Regions from separate parts of the Homo sapiens genome. Here region 1 is linked to region 2. A link is a contact called in ENCODE Hi-C or POLR2A ChIA-PET data. All regions are on one chromosome and are shown on one strand. Each heading gives the region's core, a stretch centred on a gene start or an enhancer-like site at or near the end of the contact. The rest is flanking DNA. Distances are from core to core; before and after follow the strand shown. Region 1 has its middle 31 kb from the start of ACTRT1. Region 2 has its middle 170 kb from the start of ACTRT1.

The links. Hi-C counts contacts between places; a loop is a spot of excess contacts on that map. ChIA-PET counts read pairs that join two places held with the same protein, here RNA polymerase II (POLR2A). Pooled maps may share reads with other maps.
Region 1: a map of endothelial cell of umbilical vein shows a loop between it and region 2 (11-fold over the local background). The contact joins two enhancer-like sites. A Hi-C loop is called at or near these places in 3 of 168 maps with a recorded cell type or tissue (PC-3, PC-9 and endothelial cell of umbilical vein) and 3 of 50 pooled maps. POLR2A ChIA-PET finds 5 or more read pairs at or near these places in 1 of 52 experiments (HEK293T).

Annotation. Positions count from the first base shown.
Region 1 is chrX:128,018,796-128,024,569 of GRCh38, reverse strand. No RefSeq gene overlaps it. Among named protein-coding and RNA genes, the nearest start is that of ACTRT1, 31 kb to the left of the region's middle. Within about 2 kb of position 3,694, at least 2 of the 41 ENCODE cell types and tissues checked have a DNase peak (open chromatin) inside an H3K27ac peak, as active enhancers do; they include PC-9 and endothelial cell of umbilical vein, where a contact is called at or near this core.
Region 2 is chrX:127,876,663-127,882,581 of GRCh38, reverse strand. No RefSeq gene overlaps it. Among named protein-coding and RNA genes, the nearest start is that of ACTRT1, 170 kb to the left of the region's middle. Within about 2 kb of position 4,166, at least 5 of the 41 ENCODE cell types and tissues checked have a DNase peak (open chromatin) inside an H3K27ac peak, as active enhancers do; they include PC-9 and endothelial cell of umbilical vein, where a contact is called at or near this core.

The DNA.
Region 1 (5,774 bases), core at 2,445-4,944, 140 kb before region 2:
TGGAGCCCCCACACAGAAGCACAGTAGGAGCACCTCACTGGGGTGCTGCCTAGTGGAGCTGTGAGAAGAGGCCCAGAACACTCCAGACCCCAGAATGATAGATCCACTGACAGCTTGCACCGTGCACCTGTATAAGCTGCAGACACTCAATGCTAGCCCATGAAAGCAGCCGGGAGGGAGGCTGTACTCTACAAAGCCACAGGGGCACAGCTGCCCAAGACCATGGGAACTCATCTCTTACATCAGCATGACCTGGATGTGAGACATGGAGTCAAAGGAGATCATTTTGGAGCTTTAAGATTTGACTGCCCTACTGGATTCTGGACTTGCATGGGGCCTGTAGCACTTTTGTTTTGGCCAGTTTCTCTCATTTGAAATGGCTGTATTTACCCAATGGCTGTACGCTCACTGTATCTAGGAGTTACTAACCTGCTTTTGAATTTTACAGGCTCAAAGGTGGAAGGACTTGCCTTGTCTTAGATGAGACTTTGGATTGTGGACTTTTGAGTTAATGCTCAAATGAATTAAGACTTTGGGGGACTGTTGGGAAGGCATGATTGGTTTTGAAATGTGAGGACGTGAGATTTGGGAGAGGCCAGGGGCAGAATGATATGGTTTGGCTGTGTCCCCACCCAAATCTCATCTTGAATTCCCACGTGTTGTGGGAGGGACCTGGTGAGAGGTAACTGAATCATGGGGATGGGTCATTCTTGTGCTGTTCTCTGGATAGTTAATAAGTCTCATGAGTTCTGATGGTTTGAAAAATGAAAATTTCCCTGCACAAGCTCTCTTTTTGCCTGCTGCCATACACATAAGATGTGACTGACTCCTCCTTGCCTTCTGCCATAATTGTGAGGCCTCCCCAGCCATGTGGAACTGTAAGTTCAATGAACCCCTTTTTTTGCTTTCTTTTTTTTTTTTTTTGTGAATTTCCCAGTCTCAGATATGTCTTTATCAGCAGAGTGAAAATGCACTAATACTCTATTCTAACTGGGGTGAGATGATACAGCATTTTGGTTTTGATTTGCATTTCTCTGATTATTAGTGATATTTAGCTTTATATGTTATAGAACTGTTTGCCATGTGTATGTATTTTTTGAGAAATGACTGTTTAGGTCTTTTGCCCATTTTTAAAATCAAAATATTTGCTTATTTGCTCTTGATTTGCCTGATTACTTTATATATTCTTGATATTAACCCCTTGTCAGATACATAGTTTACAAATATTTTCCCCATTCTATAGGTTGTTTCTTTGTTCTGTTTATTGTTTCCTTTGCTGTGAAGAATCTTTTTAATTTGATGAAATCCCATTTGTTTATTTTTCCTTTTGTTGACTGTGCTTTTGAAGTCTTATTTTTAAAATTCCTGCCCAGACCAATGTCAGGAAGCACTTTCTTTATATTTACTTCTGATAGTTTTATACTCTTAGGTCTTACATGTAAGTCTTTAACCCATTTTCAGTTGATTTGTGCATACAGTAATCGATTCTAGATTTTTTCTTTTGCATGTGAATACACAGTTTTCCCAGCACCATTTATTGAGGAAACTGTCCCTTCCCTAGTGTGTATTCTTGTTACCTTTGTTGAAAATCAGCTGGTTGTAGAAGTGTGAATTTGTTTTGTGGGTTTGCTATTCTCTTCCGTTGATCAATGCCTTTTTTTATGCCCACACCATGCTGTTTTGGTAATTACAGACATGTAGTATATTTTGAAGTCACATAGTATGATACCTCTAGCTTTGTTCCTTTTGTTCAGTATTGCTTTAGCTATTTATGGTCTTCTGTTGTTCTATACAAAATTTAGGATTTTTTCCATTTCTGTGGAGAATGTAATTGGTATTTTGATAGAGATTACATGGAATCTGTAGATTGCTTTGGGTAGTACAGATGTTTTAAAAATATTAATTCTTCTAATCCATAAATGTGAAATACCTCCACTTATTTGTGTCTTCTTCAATTTCTTTCACCAATGTTTTATAGTTTTAATTTAGAGACATTTTTCTCCTTGGTTAAATTTATTCCTTGATATTTTTTCTTTTGTAACTGTTATAAATGGGATTGTCTTTCTGACTTTATTTCAGATAGTTTGCTATTAGTGTATAGAAATGTTACTGATTTCAGTTATTAATTTTAAATTCTGCAACTTTAGTAAATTTATTAATTCTAATAGTTTTTGAAGGAATCATTAGAATTTTTTATACATGACAACATGTTGTATGCAAACAAGGACAATTTAATTTCCTCCCTTTAAACTTGGATACCCCTTATTCCTTTCTCTTGCCTTATTGCTCTGGCTAGGACTTCCAGAACTATGTTCAATAACAGTGGTGAAAGTGGGAACCCTTGTCTTATTATAGATACTAAAGAAAAAGCTTTCAGCTTTACCCTGTTCAGTATGACATTAGTTGTTGGTTTGTTACATATTGCTTTTATTGTTTTGAGGTATATTTATTCTATAATTAATATGTTGAGGGTTTGTATTATGAAGTGTATGTTGAACAATTATTTCATCCCTGAGATGAATTCACATATGATGAATGATATTTTTAATGCACTGCTGGATTCAGTTTGCTATTATTTTGTTGAATATTTTGTTTTTCTGTTTATCAAGAATATTTTCCAGTAGTTTTCTCTTTTTTTGTTGTGTCCTTGTCTGGTTTTGATATCAGGGTAATGCTGACCTCAGATAATAAGTTAGAAAGAATTTCCTCCTATTCATTATTATTATTTTTTTTTGGCATAGCTTGAGAAGAAATGGTGTTAGTTTTTTTAAATGTGTTGTAGAATTCAGCAGTGAACGCATCAGGACCTGGGCTTTTCTTTGATGAGAGACTTGTTATTACTGATTCAATGTTGTTACTTGCCACTGGTCTGTTTGGGTTTCTATTTAATTATGATTCACTCTTTGTAGGTTTTATGTGTTCAGTAACTTATTCATTTATTATAGGTTTTAAAATTTTTTGGCATATCTGTCAATGATCATAATATTCTCTTCTAATCTTTTTATATCTAGTATCAGTTGTAATATTTTCTTTCTCATCTTTGATTTTATTTGAGTCATTTTTTTCTCTGTTAGTAAAGTAAAAGTTTGTCAATGTTGATTTTCTTTTCAAAAAAAAAATCTTCATTTCATTGATCTTTTTTGATGTTGTTATTGTTTTTTATTTCCATTTTATTTTTTGCTGCTCTGATCTTTATTATATCTTTCCATCTACTACTTTTTGGTTTTCTGTGTTCTTTTTATCAAGTTTATTGAGGTGCAATGTTGTATTTTTCATCTGAGATCTTTCTACTTTATAGATATAGGCATTTATTGCTGTAAATTGCCCTTGTAGAATTGCTTTTGCACAATCCCCTCTTTGCCAAGAGGACCCCAGAAAAACCTTAAAATTGAGTTCCTGGCTATGATGGGACAGGAAGTTAGATATATATTATACCCCCTACCTTTTGCAGTTCAGACACAACAACTGCTCAGCATTAATGTTAAAATAAAGATCATAAGACTGATAGAACAGAACAGGTTCTTCGTGGAAACAGGATACCAAATTATAAACAGGACCTAGGGTCATACCAGGCACGTGTGTAGTCAGGTATCCCCTAGAGGCCACTCTGACTCATTTTACTGTTTTGCTTTCACAACTTGACTCTGGCATAATATCATAGGATGACTAATAGATTTCCTTATCTTTACTCAAACATTCCTGTCTGCTGACTTCAAGTTTTTAGACAAAGCTTTGTTCCTTTAACCAATTGTGAATTAAGAAATCTGTGAACTCACCTATATATAACCTCCATGTATGGATTTATGACTTTGTCTGTAACTTCTGCTTCCCTTCCCTAGAATGTATAAAACAGAATTGCAGTCTGACCACTTCAAGACCACTACTCTAGGCTTTTTGGGTTTGTTTTCTCCCTGGACCATGGTCACTCATATTGGCTCAGAATAAACTTCTTTGAAATACTTTACAGAGTTTGGTTTTCTTTTAGTTTTTGTCTCTCCAAATACTTAATTTATCTCAACAATGCTTTGTGTTTTTCAGTCTACAAACCATACAAATATTTTAAATATATTACTAAGTATTCCATAGACTTTTATAGTAATATAAACAATATTTTTGAATTTTAAATTTCAATTTCTTATCATTCACCAATAGCATATAAAAGTAAATCGATTTTGTATATTGATCCTCTATCCTATGATCGTGCATATCTCAGTTTCTAGTTCTAGAGTTTTTGTTTTGTAAATTTTAGTTTTCAGAATTTTTGCGTATACAATTGTGTCATCTGAAAATAAAGGCAATATAATTCTTTCTCCTTATAATCTTATGCATTTTTCTTCTTGCCTTTTGCACTGGCCAGAATCTCCAAAACAATGCTGAATAGAAATGGTGACAGCAGACGTCTTTGTCTTGCTTTTTATCTTAGGTAGAATTTGTTCAATGTTTTGATATTAAATCTCATCCTAGTTGTAGCTTTTCACAGATGCCCTTTGTCAGTTTAAATAGATTTTATTATATTTCTAGACTGCTGAGAGTTTTTTATTGTGAGTAAATATTATTATTTGCAATGCTTTTCTGCATCATTTGAAATAATATCATAATTTTACTTTTTAGTTTATATGCTGTTTTGCTTTGGTTGAAACTTTAAACCTAAAACCAACTTGCATTCTGGGAATAAACCCAACTTGGTTATAACGTGTTTTCCTTCATATATAGCTAATTCAAATTCCAAGTGTATTGTTAAGAAATTGCATCCATGTTCATGACTGGTTGCAGTTTTCTTTCATGTCTTTTTTCCCCTTTGATATAATGGTAATAGTTCTATGGAATGAGTTGGGAATTGTCACCTCTCCTATATTCTGGTTGACTTTACATAAAATGTGTATTATTTATCTTTCAAATGTTTAGCACACATATTTTACAAGTCAAGTCAACTAGGCCTCCATTTTTCCTTTCTGAGAAGGTTTTTTTTAACTGTAAATTCAAATTTTTAAATATATGTATGGCTATTTATTTTATCTATTTCTTCTTAGTGGGCATTGGCATTTTTGATCTTTTGAGGAATTTTTATTTTATCTATGTTGGTAAATTTATTGACATAAAATAATATTCCGTTTTTATACCTTTAATATATATGCTGACACTTACTTTTTCTTTCTTCATATGGGTAATATATACCTTTCCCCTTTTGTCCCTCAGACTGTTTTTCCAAGACTACTATGGATAGTTGGCTGATTTTCTTGATCTTCTCAAATCATATGCTGTTGTTTTCATCGATTTTGCCTAGTGCATTATGTTTTCCATGTCACTGATTTCTGCTATTATTGGTATTATTTATTTCCATTTGTTAACTTTAGAATTCAGTTGTTTTTCTTTTGCTAGTTTTCTTAAGGTGGAAGCCTACATCACTCACTTGAGACATTTTATTTAAATATATGTGTTTGACATTGTAAATTTTTCTCTACGGACTTTGGGGCAGCATCCTACAAATTTTTAGATGTTGGGATTTTATTTTTATTCAGTTGAAAATATCCCTAGCTTCCCTTGTGATTTCCTTTTCCACCCATGGATTATTTAGAGGTGTGTTCAATTTCTAAACACATGGATTTCTTCATAACACGCTGTTGTTAATTTCTAATTTATTTTCGTGTGGACAGAGACTTTATGTCACATAATTTCAATTCCTGCAAATTTATTGAGGCATGTTTTATGACTCCAAACATAGCTTATGTTGGATAATGTTGCATTTGTGCTTAAAAAAAAAATTGTATTCTGCC
Region 2 (5,919 bases), core at 2,917-5,416:
GAATTGACCAATTTATCATTATCAAATGACATTCTTTATCAATGGTGATATGCTTGGCTCTGAAATCTATTTTGCTTGAGGTTAAGATAGTTATTCTTTCTTTTGTTTAGTGTCAGCATGGCATATCTAACTTTCATCCTTATTTTTAACCTACTGGTGCCTTATGTTTAAAATATGTTTTGCTAGACAGCAAATAGTTTGGTTTTCCTTCAGGTTTAAATCCATTCTGACAACTCTTGCTTTTAATAAAATATAGGTATTTTATATTTTATATGATTATCGATATAACAATTATTGATTATTGATATATAATAGATATGGATAGGTGTATATCTATTATCTTTTTATTTGTTTTTTATTTGTCTCATATGTTCCTTCCCTTTTTTTCTCTAATTTTTTGGGGCGTTTTTTCTGGACCTTAGGTATTTCCTAACATCCATGTGCTGATTAGTTCTCTGTTGAATACTCGAGGTGGTTACTGCCAATATTTGGAGCTGTCCCCACATAGCCCTTTACTATTTTGTATTCTGTCCTATGAATTTTAATCTTTTTGTCCTCTGTAGACTCTTAGGTCAGTTTCTTCAAGTTACGAAACCCATCAGGCTGTACTTGGAGTCTCTCTGTCACTGTTTTCGCCTGGAATCTCTCTCAAGGTTGTAAGCTGATGTCTCGCTATCTTCCATTACCTACTATTTCATGTATTATAATTCCTTGTTTTATATATTTTGCATATTTTTGGTTGTTTCAAGTCAGAGGATAAATCTGATCCTTGTTACTTTATCTTTTTTAGAAGCAGATGTTTATTTTTTGACTTTTAATTACCATAAATAAGTTCAATATAAAGCTTGGTACTTAGAAAATCAACTTATCCAAAATGCATACCTCATGTGATTTCTCAGTTAAGTTAATCTTTAAATAATAAAATACTTAGTGATCTCCTCATCTATCTGCACAATATGTTCTAGGCTCTGGTTTCTGGACATGAAATTGAGAATGATTTACTAGAGCTTCTTGTGATGATGCCCTTTGATTATAACAATATCTTAATCCATAAAATCCTTGGTAATACAATTCCTTTTCTGTCCTGAAACAATTTAAAATTTCTGATTTGGTACTCTATTGTCTAGCCTAACAAACAGATATAAATCTCTTTGTTGAAGTCTTGTATTGTTCTATACTCTTTTTAACGGTGATAGGCAAATTCGATTAATGCCAAATCTGGCTATAGATGAAAATTATGTTGAGATTTTTTAAATTTATGCATCACATCCCAGATCTACTAAATTAGAATATCTAGAAGTGAAATTTAAGGATCATCATTTTGTAAAATCTCTCAAGATGACTCTTATGTACAATGAGTATCATTAGACCATATATCCCCAGAAGATGTATATAATTGTCCAATGTAGTCTCTTCTTATAAGATCACAATTTTCTCCCTCAAGCTACTTTCATTAAGAAATATAAACAATATTCTTTAGAAAAACACTTAGATTAAAATGTATACATGAATAATTTTGAAATTATTTACAAATATTTTATTTAGTTCTTGGGCTGCAGGCAGAGCTTAGGGACATAGGATATATATATATATATATATATATCTCCCTATTTTTAACATATAATTGTGCATTATTATAGAGCATCCTCAATCTCTTGGGAAAATGATAAAATGTAATTCCTAATTAAGTAAAGTGAAAACCTTGAATACATTTTCATTTGTCTTACCAGATATAATGATGACAGGATCTTTATAGTTTTTAGGTCATACATTTGTAAATTTTGTGTGTTTTTTGGGAGGGTAACGGGCAAACTTCTGTTTCATGGATTTAGAAAACTTGTTATAAAAATGAGAACAGTCACTTCAATTCTGTTTTAAGTTTCTGTATTTGTTGATAGTAATGGATATTTTCCCCAAGTCTGTTGTAGATACCAGGGATTTTTTTCAGTAGCTCATCAAACCATAATTCTGCTGTTATAACCCAAGTTTAAAGACACCTAAAACTCCATGAAGGCTCTGAGTTAAAGCTCAAGAAGAATTACTGCACAGTGAACATCATACATTTTGATGTTAATATATAATATCTTCAGCACACTTGCCTGTAAGATATTTTTGGCAACCAAATGTTACTTCTATTTTATTCAAAATGTAAGTCTTTTGTAAGACTGAAAGAATAACAGTTGCATGAATAACTGCAACAGACTGTTTCTTTTTATTAATTTATTTTATATTGTTAGCCTTTTTTTGCTAACTACTGATGACAGTTTGGCATAAAACAATATTTTTAAATATTGCCCTAATTCAAGTATTTTTTTTCACATTAAGTGGCTTTTAAAATCTCCCAAAAATATCCTAGGTTTAAATGTCTCTCTGAAAATTCTAAAAGGAAACATAACTTTAAGTAAATATTATTTATAGTATCATTTAAAAACCTTTTACTTTGTTATAGGTCAGCTTTTGCAAATATTGATTCCACTGTCTTCAGTGGCTTATATAATTTTAATACTAAAAAATATACAAGTCAGCTGCAGCTATTTGCTATAATTCAATCTAATATCTGACTCTAAAGGTGAAAAACAGTGCAAAATTCAGGCGTCACTTGTGCTGTCTCCTGATCCTTTATGGCAACATATTTCCAAGCACTGATGAACCAACTCTAATATTAAAAACAAAAAAAAAAAATAAAAAACACTTTATGAAGTCCGTAGTCACTGAAAGATGATCATCTTTTTATTCAGGGAAGAGTTGACGTGAAGGTTAGAATCTTGTTTTTAATAGTTGCATGTGTGAATCATCAACTGATTACACATGCTTTATGAGAAAGTAGTGAGGAAAGGTGTTTATTTTTAGATTCTACTTATGTAAGACTCAAATTTGGTATTTCCTATCAGATTAACATTATTAGTAGCACTAAATGCTTTCCCAACTGCAAAGGGAAGGATTTTATCTTATGAAGCACTTTCAGATTTTGAAGTTTAGAGAGTTATTTTGAAGAAAAGTAGTGCTGTACTGAAGCTCTGGAAATATTTAAAAATTAGTATTATTGGATGTAGGCTAATTCTCTGATGAAATATTGGTAGAGTAAATTGATCTGATGACCAGTTCGTTTCTATCTGTCTAATGGTGTGTCAGAGTTGATAGGTGAGCCCATTACAAAAGTGTAAAATATTTTATAATAATGTATAATATAAATAATTATTTATGTCGAATAATATATTTCTATATTTATATATAATAAATAATAATAAATATTTTATAATATATACAATATAATTTATACATAAATTTATTATAAATAAGTGCAAAATTAAAAATCTATTACTCTAATTTTGTGAATCATCTGTACGTATAATCTATGAGAATGAATTCTTCATACCTGCTATTTTTGATCATTCTGTTTTGAGTTTGATATGTTAATCATACTTAAATTCTTTCTAAAATATTTTAGGAGTATGACATTTGCTGTCTCTGAACCATATGCATTTTAAATATTAATGTTAATTACCTTTATTTTATATCTCTAAACCTGATATATGCCAGCAAAGTAAGGTATTTTATAAACTAAGATTAACATATTTATTTTTTTAAATGTATGCATAAATACTGAAACAAATGTATTGGCTTTTTCTATCTATATGCCAATGTTAGGGGTTTTGTCCATACTAAATTTTCATCATTCTTTGTCCAAGAAAGGCAACGAAGTATATAATTTACCCTAGTATCTCAAGTATTATCTATGTATGAGGTTTAAGGGAGTATCAGTGTTTCCTGGATTAGACTGTATATGAGAGTTGACTACTGAAAAACTAAACAAATGTATTTTATAAAAATCAGCAGATAGAAACAACAAGCAAAAGTCAGTAATCACTTATGTGCAAAAAAGAGTGTTACTTAAAAGTAGAGAGAGCTTCATTTCTGTGAAACTGATAATCTGGGTTAAAAAGAAAAGAACAGATCTGCTTTCATAAACATTTCCTTGGAATCCTTTCCCCACAAACACAATTATTAAAACCCTGAGCTGTTTCATTGCATCATTATAACACTCCAGTTTCCTTCAAAGCATTCCACTCCCGTGATAGCAAATGTGACTGGAAAACTGGCTCAGTTAAGCTATGCCTAATGCAGTCTGCTTTCGTATTCACATCACATTGCACCAGCTATACTGCGGAGAACAAGCAGTTATACAAACGTGTATCCTCCGAGCCAGGATAAACACTCCCTTTTTCTCCCTCTAAACTACTCTTCAGGGAGAGACAGAAAATAAATAGGGACAAAGAACGACAGACATAGAAGTTGGGAGGGTATTAAATAATTCTTGTTTTTTTTTTTTTTTTTTTTTTGAGACGGAGTCTCACTCTGTCGCCCAGGCTGGAGTGCAGTGGCGCGATCTCGGCTCACTGCAAGCTCCGCCTCCCGGGTTCACGCCGTCTTCCTGCCTCAGCCTCCAGAGTAGCTGGGACTGCAGGCCGCCCGCCACCACGCCCAGCTAATTTTTTGTATTTTTAGTAGAGACGGGGTTTCACCGTGGTCTGGATCTCCTGACCTTTTGATCCGCCCTCCTCGGCCTCCAAAAGTGCTGGGATTACAGACGTGAACCACCTCAATCGGCCCTAAATAATTCTTTTCTAAGAAGGCAACAACCAATAGGATTCCTTTTTTAATGTTTTCCCATTTCTTGTTAGAAAAAAAAAGTTATTTCAGCAATGAAGTCTAAAAGCCAACAACTAGGTTTTCAGGCTGTGAAAGGAAGCAGAACTTGTACCAGGTAGGAAGTCCCTTCTGCCGCCCCTTTAATTCTTCTAACTCATGATTTTCTGTGTTAAAATCCTAGTGCTGACTTCTAGATATCTAGCATCTATCATCCACCTTTCCCTGAATGAAAATGTTCCTGGTAAACATTGTTAATGACATTCAGGATATTTCTTCTTTGAAAGGAGAGGACACTTCATATAAAAAAAAGGAGACAGTCTCTACTTCTATCTTCTTGAGCAGAAGTGTGTGTGGAACATTAGGATGCAGCTGACAAAATTGCAGCTGTTTCATATCCATGAAGTCATGTCCGAAAGTAGTAAGGGTTATCTGTTTTGCAATTATAGAAACAGCTGCTCTATTTGTTTAGGAACACTATTGCATTAGCTTTAGTAAAATGTATTGCCGTAAGTTTTGTTCTGTACAATAGGTGAATGTAGTTTAGGGTATTCAAAGACACGTCATAAGTTAAGATATTGTTTTAATTTCCTGGACTCTTTGGGGGCATAGTTCATTCATATTTTTCAGCATTGTGTTTCTTTAGTGGCTGTTGTTTGTCTTACAAAAGATTGATCTTTACCCTTTTCTACTGAAAATATTTAATAATATATTAAGAAAGCATTATTGAATTTATTCACTGTATCATACTTAAGTTATTTAAAAAATTCTTAGATAACAAGGAATTTATTGGAACTTTTGTATGAATCCTTTTTAAATAGCCTAGTAAAATAATTAAATTTATATAAGTAAAAGTTTATACTTTAATTACAGACATAATTTTATTAGAATATTGACTAATCCTGGGTACCTTTTGAGAATATACAAATATAAAATTAAAAATATATGAATTGCAATCTACCATTAATTTTTTTCTAAATAAGACAGAGTTGTTCAGTTCAACAAAGTAATAGATATCGTAGTTCTTTGCTTTGTCCAGATATCTTAACATTAATTTTGGCATGTATATATATATATATATATATATATGTGTGTTTGTCTTATCAAATAATTAATTTACTAAGGCTACACCACTGACAGTCCAGTTTTATTCTTTGGCATGTGAATATCCAATTTTTCCTTCATTTATTAAAGAGGCTGTCCTTTCTCCATTGCATATTTTGGCATATTGGTAAAATGAGTTTATTTCTGGGCTTTCTATTATATTATATT